Regions from separate parts of the Homo sapiens genome. Here region 1 is linked to region 2. A link is a loop called in an ENCODE intact Hi-C map of the cell type or tissue named here. Cell type or tissue: thyroid gland. All regions are shown on one strand. Each heading gives the region's core, and the rest is flanking DNA. Links, peaks and the distances in the headings are about the cores only.

The links. Hi-C counts contacts between places; a loop is a spot of excess contacts. Peaks named below come from ENCODE experiments on the same cell type or tissue, not always from the same donor. Only the 100,000 strongest peaks of a DNase experiment are listed, where the experiment ranks them.
Region 1: a loop joins it to region 2, with 2.2 times the contacts of the local background. A loop is called at or near these places in 1 of 110 quality-filtered maps.

The regions. Positions count from the first base shown.
Region 1 is chr22:26,543,652-26,549,026 of GRCh38, forward strand. It overlaps TPST2 (tyrosylprotein sulfotransferase 2), which reads right to left. Exons shown (of 7, transcript NM_003595.5): 2 at 953-1,024. Among named protein-coding and RNA genes, the nearest start is that of MIR548J, 9.0 kb to the right of the region's middle. In thyroid gland, for the core only: no CTCF peak of the experiment used is centred there; DNase peaks (open chromatin) are centred at 1,040, 1,773, 2,382 and 2,750; H3K27ac peaks cover 4,884 bases.
Region 2 is chr22:26,484,963-26,490,337 of GRCh38, forward strand. It overlaps SRRD (SRR1 domain containing), which reads left to right. Exons shown (of 7, transcript NM_001013694.3): 2 at 1,061-1,101; 3 at 3,067-3,326; 4 at 3,428-3,526; 5 at 5,082-5,236. Among named protein-coding and RNA genes, the nearest start is that of SRRD, 3.8 kb to the left of the region's middle. In thyroid gland, for the core only: no CTCF peak of the experiment used is centred there; DNase peaks (open chromatin) are centred at 2,577 and 3,239; H3K27ac peaks cover 3,692 bases.

The sequences.
Region 1 (5,375 bases), core at 157-5,156, 59 kb after region 2:
CATAAACTCTGCTAAAGCATTTTCCCTGCAGTATCTAAGCTCAAAGAGATGAAGCAGCTTGCCCAAGGTTGCATGGCCAGGGCAGGAATCCTGGATCAGACCAGGCCAAGGCTGAAGAAAACAGCTCAAAGCAGGCAAGTCAGAAGTGAGCAGAAGACAGCAATGACCTGCACGATGGCTTAAGAAGAAAAAGCAGGGTGACTTGGGACACAGAAAGCAGCCTGGAACCCACAAAGCAGAAAGTAGCTTCCTGGTTACCCAGAGCTAGGGACCCCACTGTGGAAGGAGCTAGAGGGCCCAGCCCAGGGAACTAGGCCTGCCCAACACCCTCATCACCCTGCTGGACCCTGGCAAGGGAGGTATCCTGGCATCCTCGCAGTGAGGATGATAGGTGAGGGCTTCTAACTTGGAGTACTACACTCCAAGGTTCAAATCTCACTTCTGCTGCCACTTGCCAGCTGGTGATCTGGACAAAAGGTATCACTTCTCTGAGCTTCTACTTTCTTCTCCAAAAAAGGAATAATAATACCCTTTTCTCAAGGAAGCTATTCAGAAGGCCAAGGAACTCCTGTGGGGTACTGAGAAAGCATACCTAAAACACTAACATTAGGAGAACGGGACACAACAGCGTTTGGGTTCTGGCTTGAATCTGCTCCGTGACACTGGGCAAGTCCCCCGCCCACTTTGGGACTCAGCCTTCTCTCTCCTATCACCTGGAGAATCGTCTTCCTAATAGACAAGGAAGATGCTCATCTCTCTATGATGCTTGCTGGGATGCAGCTTTTTCTAGTACCAGATTTCCAACCTGCTGGCTGAACAGAAAGGTGAAAACCAGCCAGGGGAGTTTGCCCAGGCACCCAATCATGGAGGCTGGGGGCATGGAGGGGACTTTTGGAGGGCGGTCTCAGGAGGGGCCAGGACTCCAGGGGAAGTTCCTTCTAGGTGCACTTACCTCCCTTGGGCACTCTCATCTCTGGGCTCCAGCCCTTGTGCCTGTGTGCCAAGGCTGTCTGCTGGCAGAGCCCTGGAGAGGCAAAGGAGATATTGCATCAGGGATGGGCACTGTGGAGAGGGGCCAAGCCTTCAAAGAGGCAGAGTGAGGGTTTAGGCTCCCAAGAGCACTGGACAGTGACATTTGGGAGAAGGACTCTGGAATGCAGGGGAGGCTGCTTCAGCTCAAGATACCACAGCTGGAGTCTCAACTTATCTACTCCTACAGGGAATGAACTGGCTCACTTCTTAGGCAGAGAGGTGTGAGCTGAAGTCTGAGCTAAGGCGCCGCTGCCTTAGGGAGCCCCTGGTTTATGCCAACCAGGCCTCTCCCCTCCTCTTGGCCTAGGGACCTTGGACTCCAGGAAAAGTAAATATAACAATAAGCAACAACAACCACCACTACACACCACTATTGCCACCTGAGATGGCTGGGTATGGTTGATCAGGTTGTGGACTGCACAATTCCAAATGGTACCACAGGCCCAGCCTACAAGGAATATGCTGCTTCCTGGAATTGAACACAACATCCTACTGTCACCACCTAACACTGACCAAATGCTGACCACGCAAATACCTGTGTCATTTAAACCCCAATAAAAGGAAAGTGTGATGATCCCAATTTTACAGATGAGAAAGCATGACACCAAGAGGAAGAGCAACTTACCCAAGGAATGGATGGAAAGAGTTTCACCATCCAGATCTGTAAGACCTTCCTAACACTTAATCTCCCATGGTTACAGGAACGAGGCTGTGTCCACGATGAGTCCTGGCATGTAGCCAGAACCAGGCCAAAGTGGAATCAAGGGGATCCTTATAGCTTTAGGGCAGGGAGTATATATCTCCCAGTGCTGTGTCCTTACCATTTAGGGTAGGGAAGATTTTTAGTCCAATTCAAACCTTCCCCCATTTTACAGATGGGACAACTGAGGCCCACAAGGAAAAATCATTTTACAGACTCACATACTGAGTCTGAAGCTAAACCTCCCACCTGTCAGTCCTGTTTCAGGAGGTGGGTAGTTTGGAATGCAGCTCTGGAGTTGGCCAACTCCTTGAGTATACATATCACTCCTCTCAGACTTTTCCTATTCTGTAAACAGGAGATTTTAACCAGGGTAACAACACTTTAAAATGTCAGCTTTTTAAATCTCAGCCAGGCCTGGGGTGGTGGCTCACGCCTGTGATCCCAGCACTTTGGGAGGCAGAGGCAGGAGGATCACTTGAGCCCAGGAGTTAGAGACCAGCCTGGGCAATATGGGGAGACCCAGTCTCTACAAAAAATAAAAAGTTATCCAGGTGATGGTACCTGCCTATAGTCCCGGCTACTTGGGAGGCTTAGATGGGAGGATTGCTGAAGCCCAGGAGGTCGAGGCTGCAGCGAGCTGTGATTGCATCACTGCACTACAGTCTGGGCAACAGAGCAAGACCACGTCTCAAAAAAAAAAAAAAAGAAAAAAAAAACTCAGCTTTTATTATTTGTGCCATGATGGCAATAAACCGGCTGCAGGGTGTTGACTGCATTTCTTGGTCCTCCATTCCTTCCTATTCACTCACTCCTTTTCTCCATACCATTTTCCTATTCCTGAAATATCAGGCCAATTAGGACATCTAAACCCAGATGGAAAAGGGAACCAAGGTGTAACCACAGCAACTAGACCCCCCCACAGCAGGCCACCCCCAAACTATAGATACTCAAGCCCCGGCACTCCTGGGACATGGGCGGTCAATGATGTGAGGCCTGCTCTCTTGGAATAAACAAAACCAATTAGGAACCAGGCACTTGAAGCTCTTCCAGAGGCAGGATGGCTCGCCCAGCTGCCCTCAGACAGCTCTTGAAATGCCAGCGAGCCCAAGAGGCCTGCCAGCCAGGCAGCTCCCATGGCCCACGAGCCCAGCCATCCCCCTCCAGGGAACACAGGCCCTTTCAGAGCAATGGAACAGGGCTGTCAGGGCTGTCAGTCATTTGGAGCTGTGCATCCAACATGCAGCTACCAGCCACATGTAACTATTTGAACTCACCTTATGCAACATTAAATACAATTAAGAATCCAGCTTCTCATTTGCACTAGCCACACTGCAAGTGCCCAGAAGCCACATGTGACCAGTGGCTACTGTACTGGACAGTGCACATTTAGGATGGGGTAGGCCAATGATGGCCCAATCCAACCCAGGGCCTGTTTTCAAATCACTCTTGAACTAAGAATGATTTGTAAATTTTATCAAGGGAAGAGGGTGAAGGGAAGAGGAAGAGGAGAGAGAGGAGGAGGAGCAATGGCAATAGAAACCACATGAACACCACAAAATTGGAAACATTTACTATCTGGACATTTATAGAAATTTGCTGACCTCTGCACTAGAACATTCCCATCACTGCAGAGTGTTCTGCTGGGCAGTGCTGATTAGAGGGCAAATGAGAGGGAGAGGTAGGAGTCAAAGAGCTCTCCTTTTTTTCTTTTTTTGTTGAGATGGGGTCTCACTCTGTCCAGCCCAGGCTGGAGTGCAGTGGCATGATCTTCGTTCACTGCAGCCTTGACTTCCTCGAGCTCAAGCGATCCTCCCAGATCCTCCCATCTCAGCCTCCCAGGTATCCAGGACTACAGGTGCATGCCACCATGCCTGGCTAATATTTGTATTTTTGTGTAGAGATGGAGTCCCGCTATGTTGCCCAGGCTGGTCTCAAACTCCTGGACTCAAGCAATACTCTTGCCTGTGCCTCCCAAAGTGCTGGGATTTCAGGTGTGGGCCACTTCACCCAGCCCCTCCTTTTCTTGTAGGAGGAATATATTAAATACACAGCACCCCTGTGTATTTAACACCAAAGCAAGGGCTTTCCATGCCCTACCTGGTTTCATACTCACATCAGCCCAGTCAGGCAGGTGGTGGCATGTTCTCCATTTTAAGCTAAGAAAGGCCCACGTGGGTGCAGGGTGAGCACGACTCTACCACACAGCAAAATCGCCAACAAATAGAAACCACACTTAAGAAAAAAGACAAGAAGGAAATATGACTCAACTGCTACCAGTTAACCAAGCAGGGGGTGGTGCACGCCTGTAGTCCCAGCTACTCGGGAGGCCGAGGTTGGGGGATTGCTTGAGCCCAGGAGATCAAGGCTGCAGTGAACTATGATCGAGCCACTGTACTCCAGCTTGGATGACAGAATGAGACTGCCTCAAAACAAAGAAACAAAAAACATTGCTACCAGGGGTGGTACTCGGGTGGTAGGTGATATTTTTCTCCTAAAAACATAACTTGATGGTGTCATCTTATTGTCTTTCCATATGATAAAATAATAAAGTGACTAGTAATTTTTGAATTGTATGCCATACATGTTATGGGCCCAGACTGCTTGGGTTCAACATTCTGCTGCACCAGCTACTGGCTGAAGGACCTTGGCAAGTCACTTAGCCTCTCTGAGACTTGGTTTTCTCGTCTGTAAAATGGGGATGATAATACAGGTCAAGTAGCCCTAATCCAAAATTTCAAAATCTGAAATGCTCCAAAATCCAAAACTTGTTGAGTGCCAACATGATGCTCACAGAAAACGCTCATCGGATGTGGGGCATGGTGGTTTACACCTGTAATCCCAGCACTTTGGGAAGCCGAGGTGGGAGAATCACTTAAGCTTGGGAGTTCAAGACCAGCCTGGGCTGTTAATACAGCGAGACCCCATCTTGAAAGGAAAGGGAAGGGGAGGGGAGAGGGAGGGGGAAAGGAGGCGGGGGAGGGGAAGGGGGAGGACATGGCACCACCCGCCTGATTGGGCTGATGTGAGTATGAAACCAGGTAGGGCATGGGAAAGGAAAGGGGAAAGGTAAGGAAAGGAGAAAGAAAAGGAAAAAGAAAGAAAGAAGAAAGGAAGGAAGGAAAAAAGGAAGAAAAAGAAGAAAAGCAAGGAAGGAGAAAGAAAAAAGAGAAAGAGAGAAGAAAGAGAAAGAAAAAGGAAGGAAGGAAGCAAGCAAGCAAGCTCATCAGACATTTTGGAGTATGGATGCTGAACTGATTAGTATGATGCAAATATTCCAAACTCGGAAAAAATTCAAGCTAGGTGTGGTAGCTCATGCCTGTAATCCCAGCACTTTGAGGGCTGAGGCAGGAGGCTCGCTTGAGCCCAGGAGTTTGAGACCAGCCTGGGCAACAAAGTGAGACCCCATCACTACAAAAAAAAATTTTTTTTTAATTAGCCAGGTGTGGTGGTGCTTGCCTGTAGTCCCAGCTAATTGGGATGCTGAGGCAGGAGGATCACTTGAACCCCAGAGGTCAAGGCTAAAGTGAGCCATGATCATGCCACTGCACTCCAGCCTCGGTGTCAGAGGGAGCCCCTGCCTCAAAAGAAAAAAAAATCTGAAATCCAAAACCTTTCTAGTCCCAAGAATTTCAGATAAAGG
Region 2 (5,375 bases), core at 264-5,263:
CCCCTAGAATTAGGGTCAAGAGGCAGTAATGTCCCAGAGTTTACCTCTGAAGAGAAAGTTGCTGACCATTTGGCTCAGCCTGAATAAAAAGCACCTGCGATTATTTTTAAGCTCTCAGAGGATGCCAGTGAGAGTGAATGTGCCTAGGGGTTTGGAAAACTCAAGGCATTTTTCATATCCCTTGACACTGTCACGATCTCCTCAACTGCTTCAGTATTCCCCAGGAGCTCCTTGCTTCTCCCAACACCCAAGTGTGGTGCAATCACCATCGCTCTGAGTAGAGATTGAGCCAGCATTTTACACGCATATCTGTGTACGCATTTACCAGTTCATAAAGCATTCCTGTGTACATCAGAACTCTCTACCCTCTGTGAGAAACGTGCAGCAGCCTCTGGGCCGACTTTCAATTCTCTGTACTCCTTTCTGAACCCCATAATCACTGTCTCTGGCTGTGGCTTGTCAGTTTAAATCCAGTTCATTTTAATTCACTGTTGACTTTCTTTTGCTCTGGGTCTGTAAAACCAGTTGACTTGAATAAAGAAAGCCCAGACACTTGGTTTTGTCTCTTTACTTTCCCCTTAAAACTATTTATAATAACAAATACCATTTGTTGAGTACCTGCTATGTGCCAGACACTGGGCTAAGAATGTTAACCCATTTTATGCCTCTAAACTCCTCCGTGTTGGGAATGATTTTTATCCCCATTTTAGAGATGAGGAAACTAAAGCTCAGAAAGGCTAATTCTGAGCACTTAACAACCATTTATTGAGCTGCAATTCTATGCTAGGCTCTGTTGTAGACTGAGAATAGACCCAGATCTCTCTCTGGGAATCAAGGACCTCCTCCAGCATACTCTCTCCTGCAGTCTCTGAGCCCCAGCAGTATGTGCTCTGGCTCTGGACATATTCAACATATATCCCCCTCCTATCACTTGGTAAGGGTGGGCCCTGCATTGCAGGGCACCTCATTCTGTAAGCATTCAGGTCATGATCAGGAAAGTTACTGTTGGGGCAGCCCTGAGATGGGTGGGACATGACTGTGCCATTTTTTTTCTCAACAGGAAGGACCTGTTTATCTCTGATTTCTGGAGTTCAGCACTAGGTGGGTACCACTTGGCCAATGGTAGGGATTGTGGGGCAGAAAAGAGAATCAGTCCTCATTTGAGGACATTTTGCTTCACAGAGGGATAACTTGCTGGGTTCTAACGCCGCCCGCCCCTTACAGCTGTATGTCTTTTGGCACTTAATTCTGATCCTCAGTTTCTTTATCTGTGAAATGGAGATAATGTGTATATCCTATAGTTTTGAGAATTGAAGCTGTTTAGTTAAATGCTTGCCTGCTGTATACAAGGCAATAAATGTTGTCATTATTATTGCTGAAATTTATATTTATCCTGTTCCTTTTCCATGATATTACAATGTAGCCTTTTCCTCGTGCAGTGATAATCTCTTCCTAAACATAGTGTGTGGGTGGCGACATAATATTTATGCATGGAGTGGACATACCATAGGTATCATTTTTATTGTGGGACATTTAGTTTTCTTCTGTTGTTTTTCAGTTATTATTTTAGGACAGTGTCTTACTCTTCGCCTAGGCTGGAGTACAATGATGCAATCATAGTTCACTGCAACCTGTACCTCCTGAGCTCAAGTGATCCTCCCACCTACAGCTTCCCAAAGCGCTGGGATTATAGGCATGAGCCACCACAACCAGCCTTTTTAAGTTATTATACATAATTTTGCAATGAGTAACTTTATGCATAAAGCTTTTACCAAACTTAGGATGATCTTCTTAGGATATATTCCCAGAAGTAGAATTAAATGAAAGGCGGTGACCAACTTGATATCTATTGTCAAGTTATCCAGAAAATTTTCACCAATTCTTTTATCAAAATTGACCTGAAGAGCCAGTTTTTCCTGGCTTGGGGTCTTGTTTAAAGATGTCTTTGCTGCTTTTTTTTTTTTTTTTTTTTCTTTTGAGACGGAGTCTCACTGTGTCACCCAGGCTGGAGTGTAGGGGTGTGATCTCTGCTCACTGCAATTTCCACCTCCTGGGTTCAAACAATCCTCCTGCCTCAGTCTCCTGAGTAGCTGGGACTACAGGTGTGTGCCACTACCCCTGGCTAATTTTTGTATTTTTGTAGAGATGGGGTTTCACCATGTTGGCCAGACTGGTCTCGAACTCCTGACCTCAAGTGATCTGCCCACCTCGGTCTCCCAAGGTACTGGGATTACAGGTGTGAGCCACCATGCCTGGCCCTTTGCTGGTATCTTAAGTGAAAAGTTGGTATCTTATTGGAATGCACGGCTTTTTTTGTTTTGCTAAATTCAGTACCAGTACAATAAAAGGAGAGACAAGAGAACCTACCTCTACATGAGAAGACTTAAACAGAGTATAACTTTATTTTATTTTTTTGAGATGGAGTCTTGCTCTGTTGCCCAGGCTGGAATGCAGCGGTGTGATCTCGGCTAACTGCAACCTCCACCTCCCTGGTTCAAGTGATTCTTCTGCTTCAGCCTCCCAAGTAGCTGGGACTACAGCTGTGCGCCAGTACGCCTGACTAATTTTTTGTATTTTTAGTAGAGATGGGGTTTTGCCATGTTGGCCAGGCTGGTCTTGAATTCCTGACCTCAGGCGATCCACTCACCTAGGCCTCCCAAAGTGCTAGGATTACAGGCGTGAGCACCTGGTTTGTTACAACTTTAAAAGTACGCATTTCAGAGCATAGTCTACATTTACTAGGAGGGTCTTGTTAAATTAGAATGAGTTCACATTAGAGTTTTAGATGGAAACTGCCCTTGAGTGAAACCCAATTTCTGCTTGCAACATGCTCTTGGGTTTTGGGAGTCCAGGGGCCGGGACAGTTTGTCAATTGGTGGTGAATGTGACTGTATGTCCAGGCATGTTTGGGAATGAGGCTGGCAGCTTCTCTCTCTCTCTGAAGAATTGAAACCTTTTACTGCCCTGATCTCTTTCTCCCCAAATATGTGAACTTCTTTTGTGGATGATTTGGTTCACAGGGTCAGAACATGCCCTCTAACTGCATTTGGGGGCCTGCTCTTTCAGAAACCATCAATAGATGTCTCACAAAACATCTGGAACAACTGAAGGCCCCTGTGGGGACTCTTTCAGACATCTTTGGAAACCTGCATCTTGACTCATTGCCAGAGGAGTCAGATGTGGCCACTGATTCTATCCCAAGAGAGATCTTGGTCACAGGAACCTGCCATTTGAAGTGTGTGTGTTACGGCATTGGGAACTTTGCCACCTGCATCGTAGCTAGAAACCAGCTAACGTTTTTGCTGCTTTTGTTGGAAAAGTGCCAGGTACATTTTTGGATTCATTTTCATCTCCTCCTCCTCTGGTCCTATACATGGGTGCACACAGATGTTTGGGTTGAAGTAAACAACTCATTCTTCCCTTCTAGATTCCCAGAAGTCACTGTTGGGTATATGACCCTCTGTTTAGCCAACTTGAAATTGAAGTCCTTAACACCCTTGGTGTGACTGTTCTCAGTGAGAACGAGGTAAGTGGTTTAAAGGGGAGCAGACAGAACTGTAAAAATCCTGACCAGACTCACCCCAGGCCCTGCCTGTGGACACCAGCATTCTTTGCAGTGGCAGCCATTCCTCTCTTACCGCCTGCTCACTTTTGTAGTGCCTGAACGATGTAACCAGCCAATCAGTTACCTACATTTTGGCTTGTGTTGTGCCCATCAGAAAAAAATTACACAGATAGCATGAACCAGAACATGTTAGGTCTGCACCACTTTTTTGAGAATTATTTGTCTGGAAATTATGCTAACTTGGTATTTGCTGTTGCTACTGAAACATAAAAGTCTAGGTGCCTCAAGTGAGGTCTTTGTGGTTGGATTTTATCCTGTCCCAGGGAGGTAATAAAAGGGGATGCAGCATTCCTCTTTGATGCTATAACCCAGTCAAACCCATAGCACCTGGCTGTGAGTTGTGGATTAATTCTCTGCCCATGTTTGCACCCCCCAAAATAGCTGGGATTTGACATTTCTGAGACCTGTGGAATAAAGAAATGCATCCCTAAAGCACAGGGCCAAAGCCAGTATGAGCAAATCCCTCCGATTTCGGTTTTGTATTGTCTTGGGGATTAGAATCTTTTGATTCCTGTGTGTGTGCTGAAACTGCCATCTTATTGCTTATTATGTATGAAAATTTGGCTCAGTTGAGAGAAGAGTCATTCCCTGATATTGGCAAGGTCCTAAAACACTGTCACTCAGTTCAGATCATCTTTCTGGGTGCCTGTTCTGTGCTAGGCAGGGAGCTTTGGGGAGACCAAGAAAAATGGGAGCCAGTCCCTGTGTTCAGGGAGCCCATGGTCAACAAGTGAATGAGGAATGAAATACTGAGGCAGAACCTTGTACTACGACAGGTGTTCGGAGGGATGGAGGAAGGATTCCTGGGTCTGAGCTGGGCTTTGAAGGTCTACCAGGAGTTTGCTAGTGGGACAGAACCAGGATTGAAGGTAGCTGTGCAGTGCTGGCTGTTCAGGAAACCACTGCCAGTTTGTTATTAACACAAGGGAAGCTGCAAGGAGAGGAGAGGCAGGCCAGAGGTGGGCAAGGGTCAGACAAAGGGCCTTATGTTCCCTGCTGGAGTTTGGCCAGAGAGCAGTGGTTCTCAGGAGGGGTGATTGTGCCTCAGGGACATTGGAAGAGGACTTAGTTATGCAGATCTGCAGGAAGTGACATAGGAAGTGTGGATTACTGAACACAGGGGAAATACATGGGGTAAGTAACATCACTATCCCTCCTGTTCTTGCCGTCATAGACCCAGGAAGCCCCTCCATCAGTGCAGGGCTTTGTGTTCATGAGAACACAATGTGTACATTTGTTAAGTAAACATGAGTTCTTTCGGGACATCATGATTTCCTGACTCTTTAGTCCTGTAACTATAGATTTCATATACGAGTGTAACTGTTCCACAAAATGAGCTTTTTTCCTTTTGATCCTTTAGTTTGTCTCATGATTATCCCCATCCTTACCTCTCCCTCACCTTGCTGTAAAGAATAGGTTGTGGGCATGTTTACACCTGTGAATATCGTATCCCCAGGAAGGGAAACGGAGTATTCGCGGGGAGCCTACCATCTTTTACATGCTCCATTGTGGGACGGCCTTGTACAACAATCTTTTATGGAGTAACTGGTCAGTAGATGCCCTTTCTAAGATGGTCATCATTGGGAACAGTTTCAAAGGACTTGAGGAGAGGTAAGTCTGAGAATGCTGAGATTCTGTCAGGCCCTGAGGTGAAGCCCATACCTCAGATTGACCCACATGCAGAAAACATTTCCTTGACGATTCCATACTGGGGAAATGCTTTTCCACAGGGAACTGGATGAAGGCTTAA